Regions from separate parts of the Homo sapiens genome. Here region 1 is linked to region 2. The links are chromatin contacts, found by Hi-C or POLR2A ChIA-PET in ENCODE. All regions are on one chromosome and are shown on one strand. Each heading gives the region's core, a stretch centred on a gene start or an enhancer-like site at or near the end of the contact. The rest is flanking DNA. Distances are from core to core; before and after follow the strand shown. Region 1 holds the start of CLLU1 (chronic lymphocytic leukemia up-regulated 1). Region 2 overlaps LINC02391 (long intergenic non-protein coding RNA 2391).

Region 1 (5,607 bases), core at 2,874-5,373, 120 kb before region 2:
GGTCATTAACTTTAAAAAAAAAAAAAGAATATTTATTCTTTTGAATTTTTCCCGAATGCTTTGAATGGATTTCTGTTGCATTATTGGCTGAGTATATTCTTGTCAGGATAATCCACTTTTAGAGGCTTCATTTACATTAGCTATCACTCCAGAGAGCCATAGTAACAGGCTGCTGAATTACCCAAGAGAAATTACTCTTGAAAGCAATCATTGTGAATGAATTTTCATCACTTGGTCTCATCATTTCATGCTGTTTTGTCTCTTTCCTTTTTGCCCCTGATAAAAGATAGTCATAAAGAGGGCTTTTGTTATGATCTCATTTTCTTTAGAAAACTTGGTCTTATTAATCATAGCAGCCAGCTTATGGAGGCAACCAAAGCGTATCTCTCTGTCTCTCTCTCACACACACTCTGTCACACACACACATACACACACAGAGTTTTTGAAATGCATTTCAATTTGTGGGGAACATAAAGACTAATTTACTTCCATCTACGATATCTCACACAAATTTGCTTTTCATGTAACTTCATTGGTACGAGGAATATGTTTAAGTACAGGGGCTTAAATACTGTACTGAATACTACTGTACTGAGTTTGTTTTACATTACCAACACACGCGCAACAGTTGAAATTTAAAATTTTTGGACAAAAACGTAGAATAAATAATATGTTTTTTACTTACCTGTCCATAATGTATACCTGGCTTTATGAAAGTGACATATTGCTCACACATCAACTCAGGGTAGGAGAATATAGAAATGTAAAATAATATCTTAAGAAGTAATTTGCTAAATCGTATTCTGTTGTTTTGAGAAAATAAATAAATAATCAGCTTATTTATTTCAGAGTTAGTCTCCAGATCACACTCAATTACTAAGTTTAGAAAACAGATAATAGCACAAAGGCTGCTAGCAGAATTGTCTGCGGCAGGTCTGTAAATAGAGGAATGAAAGGAGCATTTGTTGAACATCCTCAAAACAAGCCTAGGAGATGATTATTATAGTCTCCATTTTATAGATGAGGAAACTCAGGCACATAAAGTTTGATTTCCTTGCTCATGAGTCATGCAGCTAGTAAGTAAAGGAGAAACACAAGTCTGCCAGAAGCTAAGGCCTGGGTTTTCTTCCTTGGGAAAACTCAGAAATACTAAGTTGCAGAAAACAATCACAGGCTACAATGGAACTTCGCCAGCTCTACTGTGCATATGAATCCCGGGGCATCTTGTCAGTATTTATATTCTGATTCAGTGAGTCTGGGATGGGACCTGAGATTCTGCCTTTTTAACAAGCCCTCGGCAGATTCTGATGCTGCTGTTCCAGGGACCAAACTGAAGTAGCAAGATACTTAAGATTACAATATAAAATTTTACCTTCAACCCAAATATGTTATATCCTACTCCAATTCTGTATTTTTCTGATAGTTTCCTTTCTTCTCTTCTCTGATCTTTTTGTCACTTTTCTCTATTCCTGAAGAAATTAGAGCAAACCACTGCAACATAGTTTTTCTAGCATCCTTTAGCTAACTGCAATGAAATGTTAGGTCAAGTGTTATTTTTCCTTAGTTGGTAAAAAAAGAAATGTGATTTGTGGAATCTGTGGAATCTGAATGCTAAAAGAGAATTTACTCTCACCCTCCTTTATTTCCTTCCTCTGATATTTCTATTTCTCAGACCTCCCTCTTTTTTTTACCTTCTTCCTTTTTTTTTTTTTTTTTTTTTTTTGGTCACACTTGTTATACTCAATCTCTGGCACTTTTACAAAAATATTTTAAACTCTGCATTATCACTTTTCCCCAGTATTTTCTCTCCTTTTATGAAATTGAGCCCTATGGCTCATTTTATTTCCCTTAGCTTTTTAGTTAGATAGCATGACGTTATAATTCAGGCATAGTCAAAGCTGCAAACAGTAGCATAATGTTATTATACCTGAGTTAGACTGCCTGAGTTAATAGCCTAGGGTGACTAGCAGTCTTAACTTGGGTTAGATATTTAAACTTTAGGAGCTCAGTTTCTCCTCTTTAAGGTAGGATAATAGTGGTATACATATTTGGGTTATTTATGAAAAATAAATTTGACAAAAGTTAATTCACATAAAGGACTTAGCATAGTGCTTTGAATGGTGTCAGCTATATCATAATTAAAGATTATTTCCCCATGGGGCTATGGGATTATCTATCTGGACAACTGAGGATGGTGGCATGTAGCCCAGCAGTTTCCTTACATGCTGTGACCCAGCAAGCTGAGCCAGCTCTGTCTTAGGCACTTCCTGGAAGCAGGCTTATTGGTGTTTTCAACACCCAGAGTGGATCATTTGTTAACTCCTTCCTCCTCTATTCCGTACATTTCTTTTTCAGTAATAATCCTGTAATAATCAGTAATAATTATGCTTTTCTTGATTCGCTCTTTAGTTTTATAACAAATACCAGTTTTAAAAAGAAGAAAGCTGTAATTTCAGTGATGTTACTTAGTCTTGTAAAAATACTTCATGTACTTAAAATTGTGTCTAAAAAGCCAAAAATATTCCAGCATGAAGTTGACACTCTGTTTTACTATTCAAAATTTTAAGCACAAGTAAAAACTCTCAGTGGTTCCATAGAATGACAGAAGCAAGCAATTTTGGTTCACTTATTTTGTCTACACAATCACTGTGTTATCATTCTTGATTTTGAATCTGTGATTTGAAGAAGAAACATGTGGTACCCCAAAGACTAGGGCCATGAAATACCCTAAGTATTTACCTGAGTCCTTAAGAGTCAGGGACTGTATACCCGAATGTTTCCCATAATCATTTTCATGTTGAATTCAATGTTTGTTAAGGAACAGGTAATAAAAATATGCAAACTTGAAAGTATTTATATATTTAAAAGCTCAGTGGTGACCACAACAATTATTTAGAATTCAAACCAAGAAAATGTTTTTTCAGGGAAGAGTATTTGACCACTAGTATGATTTAGAATTATGATGCATGGCAATAATTATACCAAACTGCATTTCAGTGACTCTATTATTTTTTCAGATTCTCTACAGACAGTGCAGCCTAGTATCTCCCAGACTTGTACTTCCTATGGCCCTGCACTTGGGGCCCCACTGCCTGGTAGAAATGAAGGTTAGTGTTCGAAAGTATTTAAAGAATCCTGCTAATCCCTATTTTATCCATAAATGTCATCTGTCATAAAGAAACTTTTAGCAGTTTCTCAACTTCTGAGAGGTCTTGTGGGAGGTTTTGCCATAAAGTGCTCTTGTTGAGCTCTTGATATCTATAAGCTGATGCCCTGGGCTTGTCCCAAATGATGCCTCCCACCCATTCATCAGCAGGACACTATCCCAGTTCACACACCTATGCCCCATCTCCACATATGTTTCACCAAAACCATAAATTTTGAAATAGAGTCAATATAAATGTATAACATATTGTATTAGGGCTCTTCAGAGAAAAAGAACCAATAGTATATTTGTGTGTGTTTGTGTATGTGTGCGTATACAGTCATGCACTACACAATGACATTTCAGTCTACAAAGGATTGCATATATGATGGTGATCCCATAAGATTATACCATATTTTTACTGTACCTTTTCTACATTTAGATATGGTAGATACATACATACTTATCATGATGTTATACATACTTATCATGAGGTTACAAGCTACACCATGTAGCCTAGATGTGTAGTAGTCTATGCTGTCCAGGTTTGTGTAGTTACACTCTATGATGTTTGCACAATGATGAAATCACTTAACAATGCATTTCTCAGAACCTGTCTCCATTGTTAAGCAATGCATAACTGGATATGTAAATAAAATGGAAATTGACTCACACAATTATGGAGGCCAAGAAGTCCCATGATCTGCCATCTGCAAGCTGGAGAACCAGGAAACCTGGCAGTGTAATTCAGTCCAAGTCCAAAGAACTGAGAACCAGGGAAGCCAAAGGTGTAACTCCTGGTTTAAGTCTGAAGGCCCACTCACATCCAAGGGCAGGAGAAGATGATATACTAGATCAAGAAGAAAAGAAGCAAATTTTCCCTTCCTCTTTTTGTTTTATTCAAGCTTTCGACAGATTGGATGATGCCTGCCCTTATTGGTGAGAGCCGTCTGCTTTACTAAGTTCACCAATTCAAATGCTGATCTCTTCCGAAAACACTCTTATGGACACACCCAGAATAATGTTTTACCAGCTACCTGGTCATCCTTTAGCCTAGCCAGGTTGATGCATAAATTTAATTATCACACATATAGTCTTACCAATTAGTGACCTTTTCATTCTTTATGGTATTTAACAGTGAAGATTTGTAGATGGTCTGTCTACTTGGTTTTATAGGTTTTGATCAGCACTCAGAAGCTCAGTTTGATCACCCTAGTTTGGCCTGAGCTGAAAGCACTGAAACAGTGAGTTCTTTGGGTCTTACTTCTAGAAACCAGGAAATGAGAGAGATAGTGACTTGGTTTCTCTTATGTTTCCCTTTTGTTCTCTTCTCAGTGGCCTTGCTAACAAGTTTACCTCCAAACTATGAGATTTCAGAAGGAAAACCAAGAGCCATCTCTGCATATGTGAGAGCGGGCAAAGGAAATGTGACAAGGAGAAGAAAGAAGACACACTTGGGCAATGATGATGGGAAGAAGGAAGCACAGGAGAAAATGTAAGAAATGTACAGGTGAGAGAGATCAGGAGAAAGATGGGAAATGTGGGAGAGCAGCAGGAATCATAACAATAATAATGCCAATTTGGAAACGAGAACCAGTGTATAAAGCATACCAATAAGGCCAACGAAGTGCCAACGATGGAAAGCCACCCTATCAGGAGAAAGTAAAGTCATAGCAGATGTTTTATGAGACAGCTCAGAACACAATGACTGACCAAGAAAGCGGCACAAGTTAGAGGTGGAGAAATGACCCAGACCCAGACCTTTAGGGGTCCTGAACTTGGTTCATACCTCATGTCAGAAGGAGTAGTGACCAAAAGAAATTCTCTTTGCTTTAATTATAGAAGCAGGAATATACCTGATTTTGTATGTAACAGCATATGTTTAAGATCTGAATATTTCTATACCCAAAAGCATAATGTATTAGGGTTAATCATTTGAAATTGCCAATATGCACTCATTTTACCTATAAAAACTGTAATTTTGCATGGTTCAAACTAATAGATATGAAGATATTCTCAAGCAAACTTTTTTTTCTTTTGCCTTGAAGCCCATGAGGAAGATCCAAAGAGAACTTTGGCCTTAACTAAGCTTCCTACATTCTCCTGGAGTCGGTGGTTTATGAATGTGGTGCCATCTGGGGAACTGACAACCCCTGATGTGTTCACTCTGCTCGTCTTCCAGGTGAGAGAAGAAGAAGGCGAGAAAGAAAGAGAAGTTCCAGAATTTCACAGGCTGAGGGAGATGGTAGTAACTTCTGTTTATGTTGGTTTCTGTTTATTGGTTTGCTTTTTATTTTGAACTCGTTTGACTTCAGGTTCCAGATTTGTTTTTTTCTTTGTAAACGAGACTTTGACATTGTTAGCAGGCCCATCTGTTTGCTTTTCTTAAATAAAATGTAAATTGGTTTTTGTTTTAAATTTCAGGTGCTTTTAAGTTTGACTCTGCTATTCATTTCCTAAGG
Region 2 (5,757 bases), core at 1,283-3,782:
CTTGTTACTTTTAGTAGAGAAAGTATAAAATGCTAGATTCTAACAAATAAAATTTCTTAAACTTTCCCTTTCCCTTAAAAAGTATAAAAATAAGAAATATAAAGACAGAACAGAAGCTTCCTTCATTCATGTTTGTACAACCTCCTGCTGAGTGCTGACTGTCATATTGTATTCTCTATATCTTTTTGTGTATTTTTCAAATTCTAAAATGAAAATGAATATATCATTATAATTATTAGATGACAATGAAAAATCTCTGTTATTTGTATTTATCAAAATTAATCATGATAATGTGTGCTTGCCATTTGATTGCTTTTTTGCTAGGTGCGCTCTTTAAACCAGACTCCTAATTAAATGGCACATTATACTGACACCAAGAACACCAGAAAAGTGCTCTCTGACCTGGACCAGGTGATTCTTTTGTGTGTCCAAAGATAATAGTAGTTGCAACCTCTTGGCCTTATCACTGATAAAGCTCCGTGATGTTTTCAAGAGCTGAGTTTCTAGAGCCACTCCGCTTGAGAATTGTTGACTGGCTGGATAGAACATCATCTCTAGAAGCAGCATGGGTGAAATCACAGGAGACTAAGGTTACCGGTCAATGCCTCAGAAATAAGTGGGAAATGTAATTTCATTTTACCTTTGAAGTTCCTGTCAAGAAGATTGTTCACTTTTGTGACCACAGCATTGAGATATTTTCATAATTTGCCATAGCTTATGGGCTTTTCATGGTATGTTAAGTATCTGTGTTGTTTGAATAGCATTACAGCCTATTAAATTTATGACCTACAAAACAGGAAACTCACTAGAGACTAAAGAGTAACTCATAAGAGTTTTTCTATAAGGTTATTTTTCTGTAAAACCTTTGTATATGCCCTTTGTATAAAGAACAGGTATTTGGTCCTTGAGATCATTGACAAGTGGAATGTAAAGGAAAAAAATATTCAGTTGCCTCTACTTAATTTCCTTGATTGCGTATGTTTTTGGCATCTTATAGTAAATGTGTCTAAATATGTCTATGGCATTACATATTCAAGAAATTAAGAGTCTCTGCCTTAGAATTCATGACTTACTTTCCATGCCAAAGTTAGACCACACTTGTATGTCTAATACTCAGAAAGAAACCTTCTCATTGCAATAAAAATACCTTCAACCAGGAGGGCTCTAATTTTGCTTGGCTTTAGTCTTATGAAATGACTCACCCAACATTTATAAAGACTTCTTCCTATATTAAATAAATACAATATAGTCAGATCACTAATTTTCAATAACTGACTACACTAATCCTTACTCAGAGATAGAAGTATCGCAATTTTTATCTGCCAAAATGAGGCTCCCTTTTCCGCTTGGAAAAATCATTTGACTTTTGAACATGGTGTTTCAGATCTCAGTGTTAATTTTATTGAGCAGTATATCCACAAAGACACTTTAATCATCATGTAATAATTTGTGCTTCTGTGCTTTAATAGTCATAACTCTAAGGACTGAATGCTCAAATAATCATTGCAACAGAGAGAATTAATCAATCCAATGTTATTCAGATCCCAAAGTAACTCATTGTAGTAATTCTCACTTTTTTGAGTGGATCTTTAACTAAAAGATAAGGAAGTGAACATTTTTGGAGTTTTCTTACAATTATGGTGAATTAGTAACATTGGAACCTCAAAAGAAAGCAGTGATACAAATTTTGTGGACTCTTTTACCAAGTATACGCAATCTACAGAATGAGGGCAAATTTCCTATCTCCTCCAGAGCCTCACTATCATTTTTAGTAAAATTGGACTAGTTCCCCTGAGTGATCTCACTATATACTATACAGGATGATATATGTATAATTTAAAGAACTGAAAGAGGAGTAACATGATCAGGGTATAACCAAATATCCATAGTGTCACAATGCTATATAGCACATAGTACTCATTCCACCCTTTTAAACTTCTGCTTTTAAGTGTCACTTTTTGCAGTCAAAATGGCATTCATATTCATTTATATGAAATCTTTCCTTCTTAAATTACAATTTCATATTCATTTAACAAACATTTAATGAGTATGTACTATGTGCCTAGTGTTGTGTTGTAGAATGTGAAAAACAAAAATAAAATAAAAACAAGTAAAAGATGATTAACAATTTTATAAATGATTCAACATTTAAATTGCTCTTAAGATCACTATGTAAGTCAATAATTCTCATTATGAAAAATGTTATCATAGAGTATAAAGTATTTTGAGATCCCAGACCGAAGATACCATTTAGGCCCTTCGCATTCTCTGTTATATACAGTCTACACAGGCTTTTATCTTTACCCCTCCTCAAACTGTTCTTGTCAAAGTCAACAGTGGCTCCCATGCTGCTCAGTCTGGGTCATGTCTCTGTCCTTACCTTGCTCAATATGTTAGCAATACTTCCCAAAGTTGTTCATTTCCTCCTTCTTGAGACACTTTCTTCACTTAGCCCCTGAGAGGTCACTCTCACTTCACTTTCTATCTCACTAGTCACTCTTTATAAGTTTGTTGCTGTTGTTGTTAGCTCTTCATCTTCCCACTCTCAAAACATTTGAGTGCCCCAGAGCTCAGTCCCTGATCTCTTCTTTTCTCACTTCTCCCAAGTGATTCTCCAACCTCATTTCGTGTCTTTAAGTACCATCTATTTCAGGTAACTCCCAACTATTTACCTCTACCCATGACATTGCTACTGAACTCCAAAGCACTTACTTAACTACCTACTTAACATTTCCACTGAGAGGTCCAACATAACATCATTAAAAAAAAAATCTTCATTACTTCCACTCATCTGTTTCTTCTATAGTCTTCACCATCTCAATAAAGGAAAACTACATTTTCCTACTTAATCAGGTAAAAAATTTTGGCTCCTCCTTGGCTCCATACTTCCTTCACACTCTACTTTTCATCTCTGCCTTCAATATATATTCAGAATCTGACAACTCTTAGCCCCTCTGCTCTGATCACCCTGGACATCATTTGTCATGTGGATTAGTACAATAGCCTCTTATTAGGTCTCTCTGCTTTTACTCCTACCTTCCTAAAGTCTATTTCACATGGCTGCTAGGGTCATCCCAGTAACCAAGAAGGTAGATCATATCACTCTTCTTTCAATGGTTTCCAGTCTCATTAAGAATAAAAATCAAATTCTTTTACACGGCCTGAAAGGACATACAAAATTTTACCACATCTACCTCTTTGGTCTCAACTTCCATTCATTCCCTGGACTCCAACCCAACTGGCCTCCTTTCTCTTCTTCCAATATACCAAACATGTGCGCTTGCTTTTCTCTCTGCCTAGAATATTTTCCCTACCTGTCATATCCACATAGCTTGAACTCATGCTTTATGTTTATCTTTGCTCCCATATGGCCTCATCAAAGTGGCCTTTCCTAAGCACTCTAAAATAACACCTCTTTCTCTTTACTGTGCCTTTTTTCTTCCCCTCCTCCTCCTTCTCCTCTTCCTCCCCCTCCTCCTCCTCCTCCTCCTTCTTCCTCTTCTTTTTTTGAAACAGGGTCTCTTTCTATCTCCCAGGCTGGAGCGCAGTCTCGTGATCTCAGCTCACTGCAATCTCCAACTCCCAGGCTCAAGCCATCCTCCTACCTCAGCTCTTCAACTAGCTGGGACCACAGGCACACACCACCATGCCCAGCTAATTTTTCTATTAGGTTGGTGCAAAAGCAGTTGCGGTTTTTGCCACTACCTTTAATATTTTTAGTAGAGACAGAGTTTCTGCATGTTGCCCAGGTTAGTCACCAACTCCTGGGCTCAAGTGATCTACCCACTATGGCCTCCCAAAGTGCTAAGATTACAGGCATGAGCCACTATGCCCAGCCACTGTTTTTGTAAATAAAGTTTTATTGAAACATAGCCATGCTCATTTGTGCATATATTGTCTATGACTGCTTTTGTCTACAACAGCAGAGTTGAGTAGGTATGACAGAGACTACATGAGCTAGAGGCCCAAAATATTTACTATTTGGCTCTCTCTTTGCAGAAAAAAAATTGTCAGTCCTCGGGCCAGAGGGTAGAATGCATGGCAAGGATAGGGAGAAGATTAAAGGGGAGATGAGGGCAAGCTGGAAGGGATTTATGTGAGTTTAGATTTCATATGTAGGTCTAGAGAGAATGAGGCAATGGGTGCTTTTAGGCAAGGAAGTTCCTGAAAGGTACGATCTACGTCTAATATAATTTGTGCATAAAAACTGCTATGATATTTAAGCCAGTCCTTCTAGTGGCAGCTTTTGCAAGAATTCAAGCCTTAATGTCACTGCCATGTCTGGGATTAGCTCTTGAAATGGGAACCAAAAGATAGTGAAAATCCACTTACTTCCCGCCTCCCCCAAGCTAGACGTTGGTTTGGAAATGATCTATCTCCTGTGGTGAGTCTAGTGCAGATTGATCCAATAGTGTCCATTATAGCCTCTAAATATCTGGCCTGGGCTGACCTCAAGAATCCCAGAAACATGGATTGGTTCCAAGGTCACCCAGAAACTCGTTGGTCTTGCTTTAAGAAACTACAGAAATTTGAAAAAACTCTGGAATCATTTCTATATAGGATGACAAACAAAACTCAAGTGTTAGTGGTATGACATTATAGCCTCTAAATATCTGGCCCGGGCTGATCTCAAGAGTCCCAGAAACATAGATTGGTTCTAAGGTCACCCAGACACTTGTTGGTCTTGCTTTAAGAAGCTCCAGAAATTTGAAAAAACTCTGGAATCATTTCTATATAGGATGACAAACAAAACTCAAGTGTTAGCGGTGTGACAACTCATCAGATCTTTTCCGAGTTCTCTAAACCATGTGGATCAGTTTAGACTTTGCCACTGGGTGAGGTCAAAAGATTGCTGATCCATCTTGCTTTCACTGAGATTGGATTTCACAATAAAGCAGCCTTTCCCCTGGTGTCTTTGGCTCTCAGGATTTTGATTCCGTCCAGACCCTAAGTAAAGGGCAGGAGAAAATTTTGAAAGAAAAAGAAAGAGAGCGGGAACAAATGTGTTCTGAATTTCACATAACAAAGTGGAGCTCTGGGTTGTGGTTGAGCTTGGGAGCAGATGCCCTCATCCCTCTTCCCTCTGAGAATGCAGTGGGGAAATATCTGGGCTGCTCCAGTGAAGCTGTGGCATTTGGGTTTAATCTGATAGACCTGAATGTGCCTACTCTGAATCCAGACGAGGTTTTGGCCTGATGTTTTTGCCCAAACCTCAAGTGAGTATAAGCAAAGGAAGCCAAGTTCCCCACTTGTATCTACTGACTCATTCTACTAGAAGTCCGTTGCCCTTGTAACAGTTCGTGTTGTTTATTGGCTTCTGCCTTAAAAAATTTAAAATATAGTTGAACTGAAAGTTGATAGGTTATCATTTGAAGGAGGAAGTGGAAAGTTCCAAAACAGACAACAAAAGAAGCAAAACTTTGATTTTCACTGTGGCTGTTAGGACCCGCCCTTCCTCCTGAATTTTCAGCAGATGAGAGGGATTTTTTGTTTGTTTGTTCAATTTAATGCTTCAATTTTCAGGAAGGAGCCAGATGAAGCTTCTTAGGCATTATCTGCCTGGGACGTGATGAATTAATTGCAGGCCTCATTTTGTAGCAGTCGGTATCAATGGATGGGGTGCTAGTTCAGCCCTTTTGAAAGTATGTAGCAGACGGAGGTGGCTCCAATAATTACATTAAGACCGTGGATACACACTTGCCTTAGGGATTTGGAGTTGCGCTTAATCAAATCTGGATTTGACATTTCACAGCCCAC

What was found. Hi-C counts contacts between places; a loop is a spot of excess contacts on that map. ChIA-PET counts read pairs that join two places held with the same protein, here RNA polymerase II (POLR2A). Pooled maps may share reads with other maps.
Region 1: a loop to region 2 is called in a map of cardiac septum, with 1.8 times the contacts of the local background. The contact joins the promoter of CLLU1 here to the enhancer-like site in region 2. A Hi-C loop is called at or near these places in 5 of 168 maps with a recorded cell type or tissue (CD4-positive, alpha-beta memory T cell, CD8-positive, alpha-beta T cell, cardiac septum and 1 more) and 11 of 50 pooled maps. POLR2A ChIA-PET finds 5 or more read pairs at or near these places in 6 of 52 experiments (B cell, CD4-positive, alpha-beta memory T cell, OCI-LY7 and 3 more).

Annotation. Positions count from the first base shown.
Region 1 is chr12:92,420,047-92,425,653 of GRCh38, reverse strand. It overlaps CLLU1 (chronic lymphocytic leukemia up-regulated 1), which reads right to left and starts at 4,123. Exons shown (of 2, transcript NR_027933.1): 1 at 3,819-4,123. It overlaps CLLU1-AS1 (CLLU1 antisense RNA 1), which reads left to right. Exons shown (of 3, transcript NR_144319.2): 2 at 4,481-4,640; 3 at 5,194-5,568.
Region 2 is chr12:92,297,631-92,303,387 of GRCh38, reverse strand. All of the region lies in intron 2 of LINC02391 (long intergenic non-protein coding RNA 2391), which reads left to right. Among named protein-coding and RNA genes, the nearest start is that of LINC02391, 63 kb to the left of the region's middle. RefSeq lists enhancers at 5,237-5,286, 5,317-5,406. Within about 2 kb of position 2,532, at least 2 of the 41 ENCODE cell types and tissues checked have a DNase peak (open chromatin) inside an H3K27ac peak, as active enhancers do; they include B cell, where a contact is called at or near this core.